2 separate regions of the Homo sapiens genome follow, and region 2 is linked to region 1. Evidence: chromatin contacts called from ENCODE Hi-C or POLR2A ChIA-PET data. All regions are on one chromosome and are shown on one strand. Each heading gives the region's core, a stretch centred on a gene start or an enhancer-like site at or near the end of the contact. The rest is flanking DNA. Distances are from core to core; before and after follow the strand shown.

Region 1 (7,584 bases), core at 3,499-5,998:
AATAGATAGGCCTGTCCTGGAGCTTATCAGGAAACGCCTTGTCTAACGAACCTTTTCAGGACTTCTGCCACAGCCACACACATACCCAGATACACAGACACATACAGCCAGACACAGACACAGACATACACACATGTGCATGCACACACACACACACTCCTCAGAAATACAACCTCTTTTTAAAGAAATGAAGGCATTTCCAGCCTTGCTTTTTACTTTACAGGAGGCCTGGATGAGCTTTCTTGACAATCAGGGCTATTTCCGGTTACATCCGTGGTGCAGTGAAGATGTCTCAGGATTCTGACCAATTAGGTCTTTGGATGAGTTAACTTTTTTTTTTTTTTTTTAAAGACAGGGTCTCCTGTCACCCAGGCTGGAGTGCAGGCCTTTGCATGACAGTTAACCTAAAATTTTTTTTTAAAGAGATGGGGTCTCGCTATGTTGCCCAGGCTGGTCTTGACCTCCTGGCTCAAGTAATCCTCCTTCCATGTTCTCCCAAAGCACTGGGATTATGGGCGTGAGCCACCATGCCCAGCCCTAAGTTTCAATACTCATACAATCCTCCCTATGACTCAGTAGATCTCAAACTTTAGTGCGTTTATAATTCCTTTGGGGGGCTGGGTTAAGATACAGAGTCTTGGGCCCCCTGCCTTACGTTTGAACTGTGGCCAAGGGATCTGTGTTTTTACAAGCCCCCATGTGATGCTGATGCAGGAGTTTTATGGAGAAACATACCATCAAACTGTCTCAGAAATTCCATTAATTACTGAGAGGATCAAGGCACCAAGTATTATAGTAAAAGTATCCAAGAACCATCTAGAACACCGCTTTTCTAGGAGTTGCCTCCCTTCTTGTTCTCACAAGCAGAAGGCATTTCTGTTCCTCTGCTTTAGATGACAAAGCTAAATGGGTGCACCTGTAACTTGCTTATAAGGTACTATAATTTCCAGCCTCTTTGACTCACTGAGATGATCCTAGTGGAGTTTGGTTTTTGTAGTTTCTGGAATTGCAACAATAATCTAGCTTCTTAAAACTTTAAAAACTTTACATGATGCACAGAAACAAATACATTTTATTACTTGATCCAGTATACACATATGCAAACACACACATTTATTGAAAAAAGTTTCTCCACAAAACTTTTGTTATTACATTTTCCATTCTATTCTGTTCTCTACCAGTTAATTCTTAAAAATCAATGCTGGTCATGACACACTTGAATGATTTCATGACCCACTGATCTAGTTATCTATTGCTGCATAACAAATCATTCCAACATGATGACCTAAAGCAACAGTAATTATTTCAGTATCTTTCATGGTTTCTTTGGGGCAGCAATTTGGGAAGGGCTCAGTAGGGCCGTTCTGATTTAGGTGTCTCATGTGACTGTGGTCAGTAGCTGGGGCTGGAAGTGACAGACTGAATTAGCTATCTCTCTCTCCAGGTAGCATCCCCGTGTGGTCTCAGTGTGGGCTTCCTTGTGCATGGCAGCCTCAGGGCAGTTGAACTGATTAAGGTGCCTCAGAGCTCCAAGTGGAAGTCATATAGCATCATTTTCTCCAGAATCACAAGCCCACTCCAATGCAGCGAAGGGAACATAGACTCTACTTCATAATGGGTGGAGTGTCAAAGTCCCATTGTAAGAACAGCAGGTGGGATGGGACATACGAGTCACCTTTGGAAAATGAATTAGCCACATCGAGAGCACCACTGCAATTTGAAAAGTACTCCTCTAGAGGGCACTGTTGTCATGTGACGCTGGATCCATTTGACTGGGGAATGGGGTGGAGTGATGGGAAGTGTGTTGGGGAGACAGAATAAGGAATTTGGGTGTTGGCAAAGGGGCGGCTTATCCTTTTTGAATTGATCATTCCTTCTGTTGCATAGAACTTGTGATGGCAGTGATGGGGGGGTGTGGCCATGTGGATGTCCTAAGGGAGGGGAACCCAGCAAAGGAGAAGGGGGGCTAGTGACCAGCTTGCAGGGCTTTAAGCCTCTGTGCATTCTCCCCAGTGCCTAGCAGAAGTCCTTGCCCATGGATCAATTTGACAGCTAAGAATAAAGTGTCCATGGGTCACCAGGCAGAAGTCTGAGCTTTGGGAAGGATAGCACCAAGCCTAGCACCCTCACAGTACCCACAATTTCCACCAAAGCATGGCTGGCTCCATACTTCTGGTGCTTGGGTGCTGGCAATGATGACTTGGAAGACTGATGCAGATGTATGAGTGGATGTGATTGTCCAGGAAGAGTGATAAATAAGGAGAAAGGGGCCAAGGAAAGAAAACTGGGGCTTCCACATTTAAAGAGAAAAAGAGGTGGCAGAGGAGGCTGGGAAGGCACGGTCAGAGATGCAGGAGCAAACCCAGTGAGATGGTGGCATGGGCTGGGATGGTTTCTAGGAGGCAGTGGCCCTCAGGGTCAAGTGCAGCTGCAAAATCAAGAAAAAAGGGAACCATCAGATGTGGCAATGAGGAGGTCCCTGGTGACTTTTATGATGCCATTTGCAGGAAACCAGGTAGGCAGGGCATTTAGGGAGTGCAGTAGAGATGGGAGGGAGGAGTGAAGGGCTATAACTTGAGAAGAGGGAAGGGTCATGAGGTTTTTGTTTTTTAAATCTTGGGTGAGACTAAGCTGGCACATAGGCAAGGGAAAGGAGATGGAATGAGAAACCAAAGACTAAAAGGGAATAACTGGGCTGGGCGTGGTGGCTCATGCCTGTAATCCCAGTACTTCAGGAGGCCAAAGCCGGCGGATCACTTGAGACCAGGAGTTTGAGACCAGCCTGGCCAACATGGCGAAAGCCCATCTCTACTAAACATACAAAAATTAGCTGGGTGTGGTGGCGCATGCCTGTAATCCCAGCTACTCGGAAGCTGAGGCATGACAATTGCTTGAACACAGGAGGCTGAATTGCTTGAATACAGGAGATCGCACCACTACACTCCAGCCTGGGAGACAGAGTGAGACTCCGTCTCAAAAAAAAAAAAAAAAAAAAAAAAGCGAACAAAAAAAGAGGAATAACTGATACGGCCTGGTGTGAGGCATGGGGTCCAGCATCCAGATGGAGGGGTCAGCCTTAGAGGGGTAAGGTGGGTGTTCCTTCTGAGAGAGATGGGAACTAATAAAACCAGGAAGAGATGAAGATTTAGGGAGAGGGGGTGGTCTGCTGAGCTAGTTCAAGTGAGCAGTGAGGATTGGGTAGATGGCTTGAGAAGAGTTTGTTAGAGATGAGTGAAAAGCCTGTTTAGCATCAACTCACACATATCTAGTACCTACTCTGTGTCACATGTTTTCACAAAAATGATTTTATCCTTACAACAGTATGTGAAACAGAAAACATCCTTATTTGCAGGCTCCAACCTCTTCCTTGTTGAGTGAGTTCCTTGCTTACCTGAGCATAAGAATGTGCTTGTGAGGAAAAGGAAGGTAAGGAATCCAGGTCAGTCCTGAAGCTCAGAGCAGCCTGGCATCGCCTAGCCCAGGGACCCTTGATGAGGCTGGTTGCCTACTTGAAACAAGGGAAAGCAACCATGATTCTGTTTTGAGTCTGGGAAGAGGGGCTAGCATGGGGGAATGGGTCCCTCAGACCTTTGCCCAAGGTCTAGTCAAAGGGAGGAGGGGGAGGTGGTGAACTCTGCCTTCAGGAATACACGTGGAGTGGGGTGCAGTGCAAATAGCAGGGCCCTACCATCCATGTCTTTCTAGCTTTGCACCCCTGGACAAGCCACTTTGTATAAGCCTTTGTTTCTTCATCTGCAAAAAGGGGATAATTCTATTAAATTTGTATATCTGTGGAATGCAAAGTACCTGGAAATCCTAGACACCCAATACCTGCTGTTATTATTTTTTTGAGGTGGAGTCTTACTCTGTTGCCCAGGCTGGAGTGCAGTGGCACAATCTCGGCTCACTGCAACCTCTGCCTCCTGGGTTCAAGTGATTCTCCTGCCTCAGCCTCCTGAGTAGCTGGGATTACAGGTGCGTGCCACCACACCCATCTAATTTTTAATATTTTTGGTAGAGATGGGGTTTCACCATGTTGGCCAGGCTGGTTTTGAACTCAAGTGATCCACTCGCCTCAGCTTCCCAAAGTGCTAGGATTACAGGCATGAGACACCACGCCTGGCCCCTCCTATTATTATTATCATCATCATCATTTCATTTACTATCTCAGAGAAAGTCAGGAACTCCTGACTCAAGATCAGGACTTTAAGAATGTGGTAAGATTTTGGAATCTTTGTAACTAACACAGACCCATTTTATCACTTTTTATGTCCCCTATGACCTTATAGTAATTAGCAGTCAAATCCTTAAAACTGAGATGCCTGGGTACTTTATTTTTTGAGAAGTAACAGAAAAAGGGAGCCGGGAAGACTGTCTTACTTCACTGCTTGGACTGGAGTGAGGAGAATCCAGAAGTCAGAGTGGCTGCAGCTGAGATGGAGAAGAACTTGCTGCTTAGAGGAAGGGGACTGTAAGTAGCCAAGATGGGTCTTGGGGTACAGCTGAAAGGAAGGCATTTGGAGGGACCTGGGTGATGCCAGCCACAGCCAAATCATTTCCAGAGGGAGGGCTTCCTTGCCACTTCCCTCCAATGTGCCACTTCTACTGCCTAGAGCCTGGATGACCACGGGGTCCTGTGCCTCCTTGTCTCTCTGTGCTCATCTTGCCTGTGTCACTCATCAGTCAGAAGTGCCTTCAGGGTGGGGACAGGAACTTGTTCACTGTTGAATCTCCAGTGCTTACTGCTCAGTGCCTTCCCTGTGGCCAATCCTCTGTAGATGTGATTCATTGACTGCCTGCATGTCTGAATGAGTGAATAAATGAATGAATGACTAATCATTGAATAACAGAATAAAGCAAATTCAAGAACCTTGTCTCAGCCTGTTTTGAGTCTATTGAAGTGTTGCCCAAGTGTCAGTTAGGGTCACCTAATTCCTTAAGAATTAGATAAACTTCCTTTGAGCCATCTATTTCACAAATGGGAAATCCAGAGGTCTCCCTAACATTTCTGTGGGTTCTTAGGGCTGTGGGCTAGGGTGTGGATGGAGAAATAGTGGGAGAGAGGCTTATGGTTTCCACTGGTTCTAAACTTCTGCTTCCTCAGTTTAAAGACTGTCTCCATCCAACTCTGCCTTCTCCTATGTGTGCAGTACAATCTCTTCCTTTTTCCACATGATCCACACTCCCGCCAAACAAGGCAAGTTGTGTGTGGATCAGACTTCACTGTGGTACTAGGGGTTGGGGCAGAGGAGGAGTTTACATCATGACAACGCAGCAGTTCCAAATTAAATGTATTCTTACAATCCTTTGACATCCCACCACTAGAGATGTCTTGTTGGTTGTTTTATTACAGTGGACTCCAATCTTAAGCCATCTTATGATCTTCTCTTTACTTGTTTGCCCTCCTCTTTTTCTTCTTCTCATCGCTTCCACTCCAGGTTGCTTTCAGGACCTTCAAAATCTCTTTGTATTTTAAAGACCAATTTACCCCACCAAGAGCATCCCTGATAATAAAATAACTAACAACTGCAGAGTACTTACAGCCTTTTTTTTTTTTTTTTTTTTTTTTTGAGACAGAGTTTCGATCTTGTTGCCCAGGCTGGAGTACAATGGCATGATCTCGGCTCACCGCAACCTCCGCCTCCAAGGTTCAAGTGATTCTCCGCCTCAGCCTCCCGAGTAGTTGGGATTACAGGCATGCACCACCATGCCCGGCTAATTTTTTGTATTTTTAGTAGAGACAGGGCTTCTGCATGTTGGTCAGGCTGGTTTTGAACTCCCAACCTCAGGTGATCTGCCCACCTTGGCCTCCCAAAGTGCTGGGATTACAGACGTGAGCCACCATGCCCGGCCCCTTGATAGCTCTTAATACATATGCATAGAGATGTACAAGTGTATGTGTGCACGTGGGTGGTGGTGTGAGAGAGGTTTAGGTGGCATCCTTCATCTGGCCCAGGACCACCAAGGTAAGATCCAACCCAGCTCTCCCTTGTCTTCCTGCTATGGGGGCAATGAACAGGAGCCTGCAGGTCCCCTGGCTGTAAGAAGTACCCAACTCTAGGGCCAAGGAATGAGAGTAAGAAGCAGAGGGCCACTCTGTGATTTCTCCTTTGCTTCACCAATGGGCCTCTGCTTTAAGTGCAAAAGCGGTTAAAGGTGCTTGAGGCTTAATGTGTCTCATTAAGGGCTTGGGCTGGCGATGGCTGCCTCTCTCTGCTGAAGGCTGTGACTCCCTTTAAACAGCTCGCTCCCATGGCCATGGGTCTCTCTGTGTGTCCACTCCCTCCCTTGCCCCTCAGGTCTAGAGATAGCAACAGCTCCCCACTGTTGCTAGTTTCAGGATAAATCACAGGATTGTTGCCCTTAATCTGGTTCCCACCATGCGACTGATCTCTTTATTAAACTCTCTTCAATCATGCTAAGTGTGTCCTCATTTCAGTTCAGACTCTTCCTTTGAGTCCTTTGTGCCCTAGTCCTAGTTTTAAGAGTCTTGGCTACCTGTAGGAGACCTTAAGGGTCCCTCAGGTGTTGCTGGGTTCTCTAAGAACTCCTTAGAGACCTGTTTGAGACAAGGTCTTGCTCTCTTGCTCAGAGTGGAGTGAAGTGGCACAATCACATCTCACTGCAGCCTCGGTCTCCTGGGCTCAAGCAATCCTTCCACCTCAGCCTACCGCGCAGCTGGGACCACGCCTGGCTAATTTTTAATTTTTGTAGAGACGGGGTCTCACTATGTTACCAGGCTGGTCTCCAACTCCTGAGCTCAAGCGATTCTCTCACCTCTGCTTTCCAAAGTGCTGAGATTACAGGTGTGGGCCACCGTGCCTAGCCTAGGTTTTGTAAGCAATTATGCAACCTTCACCCTTTCCCCCTAGAGGCTCTAAAACTCTGCCATTAGAGAGTCCTTCTCAAGCAAACCAGGGATATGCTCTGGTATGAAAAGGTGGTGGGTTTTCCAGTTTGTTCTGAGGGCCCAAGCCCCTTTAGAACAAGAATCAAAACAATGCCTGGGACCTGCCCTGTTATCCAACCCTATGCTCTCTCTTCCTGGTGGAGGCTCCAGAATTTCTGGATCACTGGATTTAGGGGATGCAATCCAGCTGGAAGAGAGTGGAACAGAGTTAGGGAACTTGTCTTGAAGCTGCAATTGCAGGGTTTTGCACCGAGTGTTTTAGGAGGTGGCTTGTGTGGGGTGGTGGTGAGGGGGTGCTGATGAGATTTTAGAGGAAGGTTTTGAGCCTGGGCACTGCTACTGGCTTCCCCTTTTGTTAGAACCTGGCCATGCCTCTGAACATGGCTTCTCTTCTCTCTGTGGACTGACAGCACCTGAGGGAGGGCAGGGAACAACCAGGGAGGCCCCAGCATGGGAACAGAGAAGAGAGACAGGCAGCCCTGCCTGTACCAGGGACCTCTTGAAGACTGTGTGGATGGTCCCTGACTTAGGATTGTTTGATTTAGGATTTTTTGACTTTAGATGGTACAAAAGTGATACACATTCAGCAGAAACTGTACTTTGAGTTTTTGGAATTGGGCTACATTTGTTGATATTGTTTTTTCTATTGCAATTAAGTCTAATAGAAGAGATGT
Region 2 (7,584 bases), core at 1,742-4,241, 170 kb after region 1:
AAGTATCTTGCCCAAGGTCTCACAGCTAGTAGGTGGCAGAGGTGGAATTTGAACTTGGACTGTCTGGTTTCAGAGTCTTCACATTTGAGAGACTGACCATAGACCTGGATGCCCAGAAAGACCCAACCTCTCTGTTGAAACCTGGAAGTGTTAAGTACTTGAAATTTCTGCAAAGTGGGTCAATATTTAGGAGTCACAGGCACTGAAGAAGAGTTTGGATGAATATTCCCAGACTTCTGAGGCAAAGTGGCAAATGCTGGGGACAACTCATCCAGACAGCAAAGGTCCTGTGAGTGCTGCTGTGCAGGGGAGTGAGGCCTGGGAGCCAAGCTACAAAAATGGGTGTCCCTCATGCAAGGCGCCACTGTTTCCCCATGCTCTAGAAACAGCCGTACTGCCTGAGCCTCGGAGCCTCGGCAGGTGCAGTCACTGGACTGCAAGGCCGAGGCAGCCTGCACTCAGTGCACACTGGCCAACAGACCTGCAGGGCAGCCACTGCCTCTTCTTTCTAGACACTGGAAAAACAGGAAAGCACAATGCAAATGAAATTCACATATAGTCTCATTAACCAGAGATCATTAATGTGAACACTATATGCCCTGTATTTTTGCATCTGTGTATATAGTTTATAAGTTCGAGTTACATCATCCAATTTTATATACTACTTTTTCTATGTATATATCATGTGTATTTTCCCAATCTTTAAACATTCCTCATCAACATGATTTTAAAGGGCTACATAGTAGCCTATCTGTCTACCTGTTCCATAACTATTTTCCTCTTGTTGACATTGGCTACTTTTCACTCTACTGGATAATAACCTAACATCTGATTGTTCTGTAAAACAGATCCCTAAGTACGATAGTTGGGTCACAGGGCATATACAATTTTTAAGTTTTCACTTACTAATACTAAGGAATTCGGTTCGCTATTAATGTTAAGCTATTTCTCAGGAGGTTATGTCCATATTCACATCCATTAGTTTTGTCATTTGCCTTGCCTCTTTTGAAGATGGTAGATGCGCTATTAACTGAGCTCCACTTAAACCAAGGCCCTGATTTACCTAACCCCATACTCTCCATTTCTTTGCTAAAGCATCTAGACCAATGCCCTCAGCATGCAAAACCTCAGTTGGCTACTCTAGTTTATCAACCTATTTCTGTTCTCAACAGTTAGGCTATATATTTACCAAGAGGCCATTTGCATTTGTTGCCAAACCTGTTTATGTCAGCTGTACTCATTATTGCACTTATGTAACTTAATTACATATTATGTAAATTAATGAAATACCTGTGCATAAGAAAAGAGCTGTTGTTTCTATAAGTAGAGAGTTTTGGAAAAATGAAGACGAACTGCTGCTAAGTTAGGGTGGATAAGACAACTATAAAAGACTAGGAGGGCTGGGCATGGTGGCTCATGCCTGTAAACCCAGCACTTTGGGACGCTGAGGCGGGTGGATCATTTGAGGTCAGGAGTTTGAGACCAGCCTGGCCTACACGGCGAAACCCTGTCTCCACTAAAAATACAAAAATTAGCTGGGCGTGGTAGCCGGTGCCTGTAATCCCAGCTACTGGGGAGGCTGAGGCAGGAGAATCGCTTGAATCTGGGAGGCAGAGGTTGCAGTGAGCCAAGATTGCACCATTGCACGCTAGCCTGGGTGACAAGAGCAAAACTCCATCTCAAAACAAACAAACAAAAAACTAGGGAGGTGAAGGGGGGGAATGTTATAGGTCTAGAAAGATTTATGGCACTTACTCTGCAAGTGTCTAAGCTCTTATTTATGAATAAATCAAATCTGGAAATTATAGAAGAAGTGATATGGGTGTAATTCATGCAAGTAAAGTGATGCAGAATGCCAATATATGAATCTATTAATAACTAAAACAAGAGTCATGAAATGGTACCTGTCCTTCCTCCATGTGATGCACTCTGAAATTCTCTAAACTATTCAATTCCACTTTTAAAAATGTTGATTATGACCCGTAAAGTGATTCTGCAACTCAGTTTGAAAAGACATTGACTTCATTCCACTCCTTCATTTTATTGATGGCAGAACGGAGGTTCAAGAAGATTTAAGAGGTCTGTTAAGGTGTTGCAGCCAGTGAGTCAGAATTACGATTCTGGACTGCATATCCTGTGTTCTGTCTACTACCCTGAGCAGCTTTTGCTCAAAAAGCACTGACCCAGCACAATTTCCTTTGCAAAAAAAGTAGAAGGTGAAATGAGAATGTGGATGACAAGGATAAATCTTGGAGAGGAAAGGAAGAATCCCTCATTCCCTCCTAATGCTCTTCTAAGCATTCTTTAAAGTAAACACAAATGAGTGTATGTGGTTTTATCCCCAAACTGAGACATACCAAGTGTCTTGTATTATAGACACATATTTGGAGCAGGTGAGCCATGTAGTACCTGGGTAGAAAACATGAGCCTTCTAATTTTAGAATGACTTCAGCTCCATGTGGGAAAACTCTAGACAATGGAACGGGGAAGCAGTTTGCAGTTCTGAAAAGCTTTTGTTAGGCGAGATGAGCAATAACCAGATTGCTTGCTTGCTGGCTGACACACGTTCTACCTGTTTTCCAAACAAGTAAAGCCTTCAAAGGCTTTTCCCTATAATCTCATCTGCCTTCCTTCTGTGCACCCCCAGCTCAAACTTGCCACCTAAACGTATTTAAGCCCAGGGTCACCACTGAGATCTGATCACCATCTCCCTAAGCCAGCTGATAATGGTGACATTCCCCATGAATAATCGCACTGTAAATTTCCATGTTCTTTCATCCTCACCTCTGAGAAGCCTCCCAGACACTAAATTAAGCAAGCCTTCAAACATGCCTTGATTCCAGGTGGGTGTCCCTAGACACAGGCCAGAGGAAGGAGCAGAAGTTCAGAGGTTTAAAGTGCCGCCCTGAGTACCCAGCTCATGCAAGGCAGATAGCAGATGGAAGCCTGGAGGCTGGTTCCCGGGCGCCTGAGTAATGCCCTCACCACACCCCCTTGGTCATTAGAGTGAGTCTCATGGAAATATGAGAACCAGATGGGCAGCCTGGGAACTGTGCAACATTTCTCAGGGTTAAGCAAGTAGCCACCCAACAACTTCTTAACCAGGGTGCATTCTGTCCCTCTTAAGGGGCATTTAAAAGTGTCTTTTGAAGATAGGTCATAACTCCTTCCTGGAGAGGGTGTGACAGGTGTTCTAAGCTATAGGTGCTGCCACCCTCGTCCTGCCTCCAGCTAATGTTTCTCTGCATGCTTTACAAATTGACAACCAACCTGATAAAAATACTCTGTCCCCAACCATGCTATTGATTTCACTCCCATGGCAACTATTTTCTAAATCATGCATTAAGCAGTCAGCCAAGTTTGCCCGTATCATTGTGACACATTCCCCCACGGGTTCCCATGCTGTCTTTTCTCACCTGCATGGGAGGCTCCTTGAGGACAAGGCAGAGAAAGCCTGCTCCTTTGTATAGTTCCAGCAACTAGAATCTTTGAACCTGAATGTAAAAAAGCATCTAGTTCCAAGAAAATCAAATACGTGTCAGTGACACTACCACTTCCCTACCTTGGGCCTATGACAATTAGCATCACCAATGGATCAGTGCAGTACTTCCTAAAACCTGCAGTCAGCCTTATAACCCTCCCCACCCTGGCTCTCCAAGTCATCTCTACCAATCCATCAGTGTGTGGTCATGTGAAAAACCTCACAGGCCACTTCTGATTCAAGTCCAATAGATGAGGAAACAAATCCAAACAGGAACCAGAAAACTAACTTGCCCAGTGACTGGACAAAAAAACTCAAAAAAACCCTCAGAAAACTCAGAAAAAACTGAGACCAAATGGCCCAAAACCCATGATCTCTCACCTCCAGCCTCAGTCACCACATCCCTCTGCTGTCCCACTCAAATTGTCTGAGAAGCGTTTACTAATGACAATGCCAGTTTCCTATGACGCTGGCATCATCTGCCCTTTATATTTGGGGATCTAAGAGAAATGAAGACAGGAAGAAACCAATGAAATGTCAAGAAGAAAGGCCAAGAGCAATGGTCAAGTTATAAGAACACAGAACTTTTTTTTTCCCCAAAATGCACAAGAAAGGCCAGGCGTGGTGACTCATGCTTGTAATCCCAGCACTTTGGGAGGCCAAAGTGGGAGGACTGCTGGAGTCCAGGAATTTGAGACCAGCCTGGGCAACATAGCAAGATCTCATTTCTAAAAATAAAAGAAAAAAAATGCACAAGAAAGCCACATGAGATAAGCCCCATGCTCTTTTGAGCCCATTTAACACCTTTGATTAGCACATGGAGTTTGCAATTTTCTCTCCACAATGTTCCATTAAAGTGTGTCGGCTTCACCCTGAGTACTCCTGTTGCCCTATGCTCTAGTGCTGTCACTCAGGAATGTATCAAAACCTATCTTGCATCCGTTATTATTTCTCATTCCCATCAACTCTTACAGTGAGAAGGCCTGCAAATTTACATCATGGGTAAAGTCCTTATAGCTTTTGTTCTAAAATTACCCATTTTCACACCTAACTGGTGGGGATGGTTTCACACCATTTACATTTTTCTGGATGGTTTGTTTCTGGATTGATTCTGGGATTGAGTAAAGGAGCCCACCAGCATCCAGAGCATTGGGAGTTAGGGGCACTCAGATGTGAAAGTCACTCAGCAGAGACATGAATACATTTTATGAAAACAGTGTTCACCTGAAAAGAAATATAAGTAGAATGCAAGATACAAAAACATGAAAGTAAATGCAAATTAAAACGAAGTAGCACAAAATTAAATACAGCATCATCTACCTTCCATATCTGAGGATCTAACAAAAAGGAATCATCATTGCCTTTCTGGTGCAGTAATGGAATTGTGGTGACGTTTTAAAAGGCTTTATCTGTTACGTATACGCATTGAAGTGTTACGAGTGAAGTGGGCTTTGCTTTAAAATACCCCGGCACAGGGAGAAATTAGAAAGATAGGGAGAATAGATCAAAGAAAAATGACAGAATGATGCTAATTGTCAAAGCTGGGTGATGGGTATACAGGAACTGATTTCACTATCTCTTCTTCTGTGGATGAAGGTTTCTCTAATACAATGTTAACAGAGAGTTTTACTTATTAGTCATGAATACACACACACACACACACACACACACACACACACACACACTTGCTACAATGACGGGCAGTGAGTGTGGCTGGTGGGAGTTGGTCCCCAGTTTGAGCTGCGCCCACCACAGGATTTCAGCCCTGTGCGGTGATGAGAGAGTGGGTGGGATGGGGTGGGAAGGCCTACCAGGGCCTGAGCAGTCCTCTAGGGGACAGGAAGGACACCCTAAAGGAAAGAAAGTTAAGCATAAGCCTGATCTAGTCATAAAGCCCCAGCCTTTGGAGGTGTGACTATAACACGGTCATCACCACTTGGACTTTTCTCCTGGCCCAGCCCTCTCTGGATTCATGTCTGGGTCTCATGGGGCAGGGCCAAGAGTAAATAACTCTGGAAAGAGTAATTTCATTAAATCTCTAAGGCCCTGGGGTGCAAGTTCTGTAGCTCAGTGACCCATCAAACAGAGAGCAACAGAGAGGGCAGACGGGCAGCCACCTCCCTCCTCTGCAGACTGGCAGCCAACCCGGGGGGCTTGAGGCTCTCTGGACTTTAGAAGGTGTGGCACTGCCTCTGCTCTCACAGACCACCTCAGGCCCCCGAGTGGCACTGAGCTGGTTACAGGGTAATATGCAACGCAGCAGGGGTTCAACTGCTGTTTTCTGACCACATGTCACAATGAGGGGAAGTAAACCTCAGAGATGTTCTCATAGAAAGTTCAGGAAGAAAAGATGGAACAGAGGTTGTTCACGACTGCAAAAAGAATAGTCCCCTTCTGGACAAATTTATCAGGTCTGCCCACATCTGCCCAGCAGGGCCTAGGGAACCCCAAAAGGCCTAGGCAGGAGTTATGCCAGGCTCCTGGGGAACAGGCTCCAGGGCGACATCCCTTAGGGTTTTCTTGTCTGTCTGAATGGATGGAGACTTGGAGGAGGGGGTCAAATAACCAAGAGGACCCCCTTCTCTATGCATGGCAGTGTCAGCACTTGCCATCATTGCAACTTGTCACCTGATTCAGTGGAGAACATGGCTCTTGGCCTACCAGGTCTTAGAGTGTGAATCAGGAGGAGCAGGAGGAAGGCTTCACCAGAGAGCCGGGAAACTAGGGATAGAGGCCTGGGGCACAGGACTCCATCTCCCCCTTCTGGCTTAATCTCAAGGCCTTTATACCTCAGTTCTACCCAATTTGGCTTAGAAGAGAACAGGGAGGGTGAGGAAAACACAGGAGGCTTCTTAGCCCATGGAGATGCGTGGAGATCATAGTGACAAGTATCAAAATGAGTGGTAACCCCCAACTGGCCCAGTGTCCAGGTTCTCTCAAATGATACCCAGTGCGTAAGTGTTGCTAGAGTATCAGTACTTTCTAGTGTTTGGGCAGGTCACCAGAGGTCTATCTGTAGGAGGGGCAGAAGGTGAAGCTTGGGGCAAGTGCATTCTAGAAAGGGGGTTGGGGCAATTCTGAGAATGGCATGGTGAAGTTACTAAGCTATCCTCTTTTTCCTCCCTATATGTTCATATCTGAGTCCTTTGTGGATGGGAGGTAATTAAAAAGTGAAAGTACTGCTTTATGGAAACCCTAGTAGACCCTGGACTCCAGATGCACTGTTTTGAGGTGGACACACTTACACCTTTCCACTTCCAGCCCCAACAAAGCACGACACAGAGTGGGACAGGCATTTTCTTCTGTGTCATCATGGACCACCAAGTGGCTTAGGCACCTTAAGGGTCCAAGCGCATCAAGGATAACAGTAGCAAGGGGGACTGGTGGGGCTGCAGGAGCAGTGGTACCCAGTGGGACTGGCAGTGTCGCCTCCAGTGGGTTTGGAGGGAAAGGCCTGAAGGAGGAGAAGAGACCAGGGACACGGTGTGGTTGGCTACAGAATTTATGAATAGGTAAGAAACCCGCCCCCTCCCACTGGAACCTCTCTGAAATAACTATGGAGACACAGCAGGAGGCTAGTGCAGTAACAGATGGGAGCAGAAGTTACTGAAACACACTCTGTGCTAACCAGGGAGTTGTGGGACTGGTGCACTCACACACTGCTGGGAGAAATCAGCACCATTCACTCGGAAAGCTATCTGGCAGTTTGTACCAAGGGTCATAAATCTGTATTTATTCCTGTTTCCGGAGACACATGCTGAGGAAAGAATCCAAAAGGTGGAAAAAGCTTCTAGGCATGAAGAGGTAGCATCATAACTTAAGAAACTAGAGCCACCGTAAATATCCAATGGGAAATGTTTCATTAAATCACCCATGTTCACTTTAATGAGACAGCATGACATTTTAAGAGAAGAGATTTCAAGACTTTCCAGCAACATGGAACAATGCACAGCCCCAACATTTGAGCTTAAAAAGCAGGAATCCACATTGTTTCCTCACCAGGACTACTCGTATAAAAATATTAACACACATGGAGAAAGGGCAAAAGCAACATGCAAATCAAACAGAGGTTGCTCCCCTGCAGTGCTGTGGCCACTGATGGT

Evidence for each region. Hi-C counts contacts between places; a loop is a spot of excess contacts on that map. ChIA-PET counts read pairs that join two places held with the same protein, here RNA polymerase II (POLR2A). Pooled maps may share reads with other maps.
Region 2: a loop to region 1 is called in a pooled map, with 2.8 times the contacts of the local background. The contact joins two enhancer-like sites. A Hi-C loop is called at or near these places in 4 of 168 maps with a recorded cell type or tissue (Calu3, mammary epithelial cell and naive thymus-derived CD4-positive, alpha-beta T cell) and 11 of 50 pooled maps. POLR2A ChIA-PET finds 5 or more read pairs at or near these places in 1 of 52 experiments (MCF 10A).

What each region holds. Positions count from the first base shown.
Region 1 is chr2:70,339,628-70,347,211 of GRCh38, forward strand. It overlaps the pseudogene BRD7P6. Among named protein-coding and RNA genes, the nearest start is that of FAM136A, 41 kb to the left of the region's middle. Within about 2 kb of position 4,749, at least 3 of the 41 ENCODE cell types and tissues checked have a DNase peak (open chromatin) inside an H3K27ac peak, as active enhancers do.
Region 2 is chr2:70,506,765-70,514,348 of GRCh38, forward strand. The region is part of intron 2 of TGFA (transforming growth factor alpha); the gene reads right to left. Among named protein-coding and RNA genes, the nearest start is that of TGFA-IT1, 29 kb to the left of the region's middle. RefSeq lists an enhancer at 7,510-7,584. Within about 2 kb of position 2,992, at least 3 of the 41 ENCODE cell types and tissues checked have a DNase peak (open chromatin) inside an H3K27ac peak, as active enhancers do.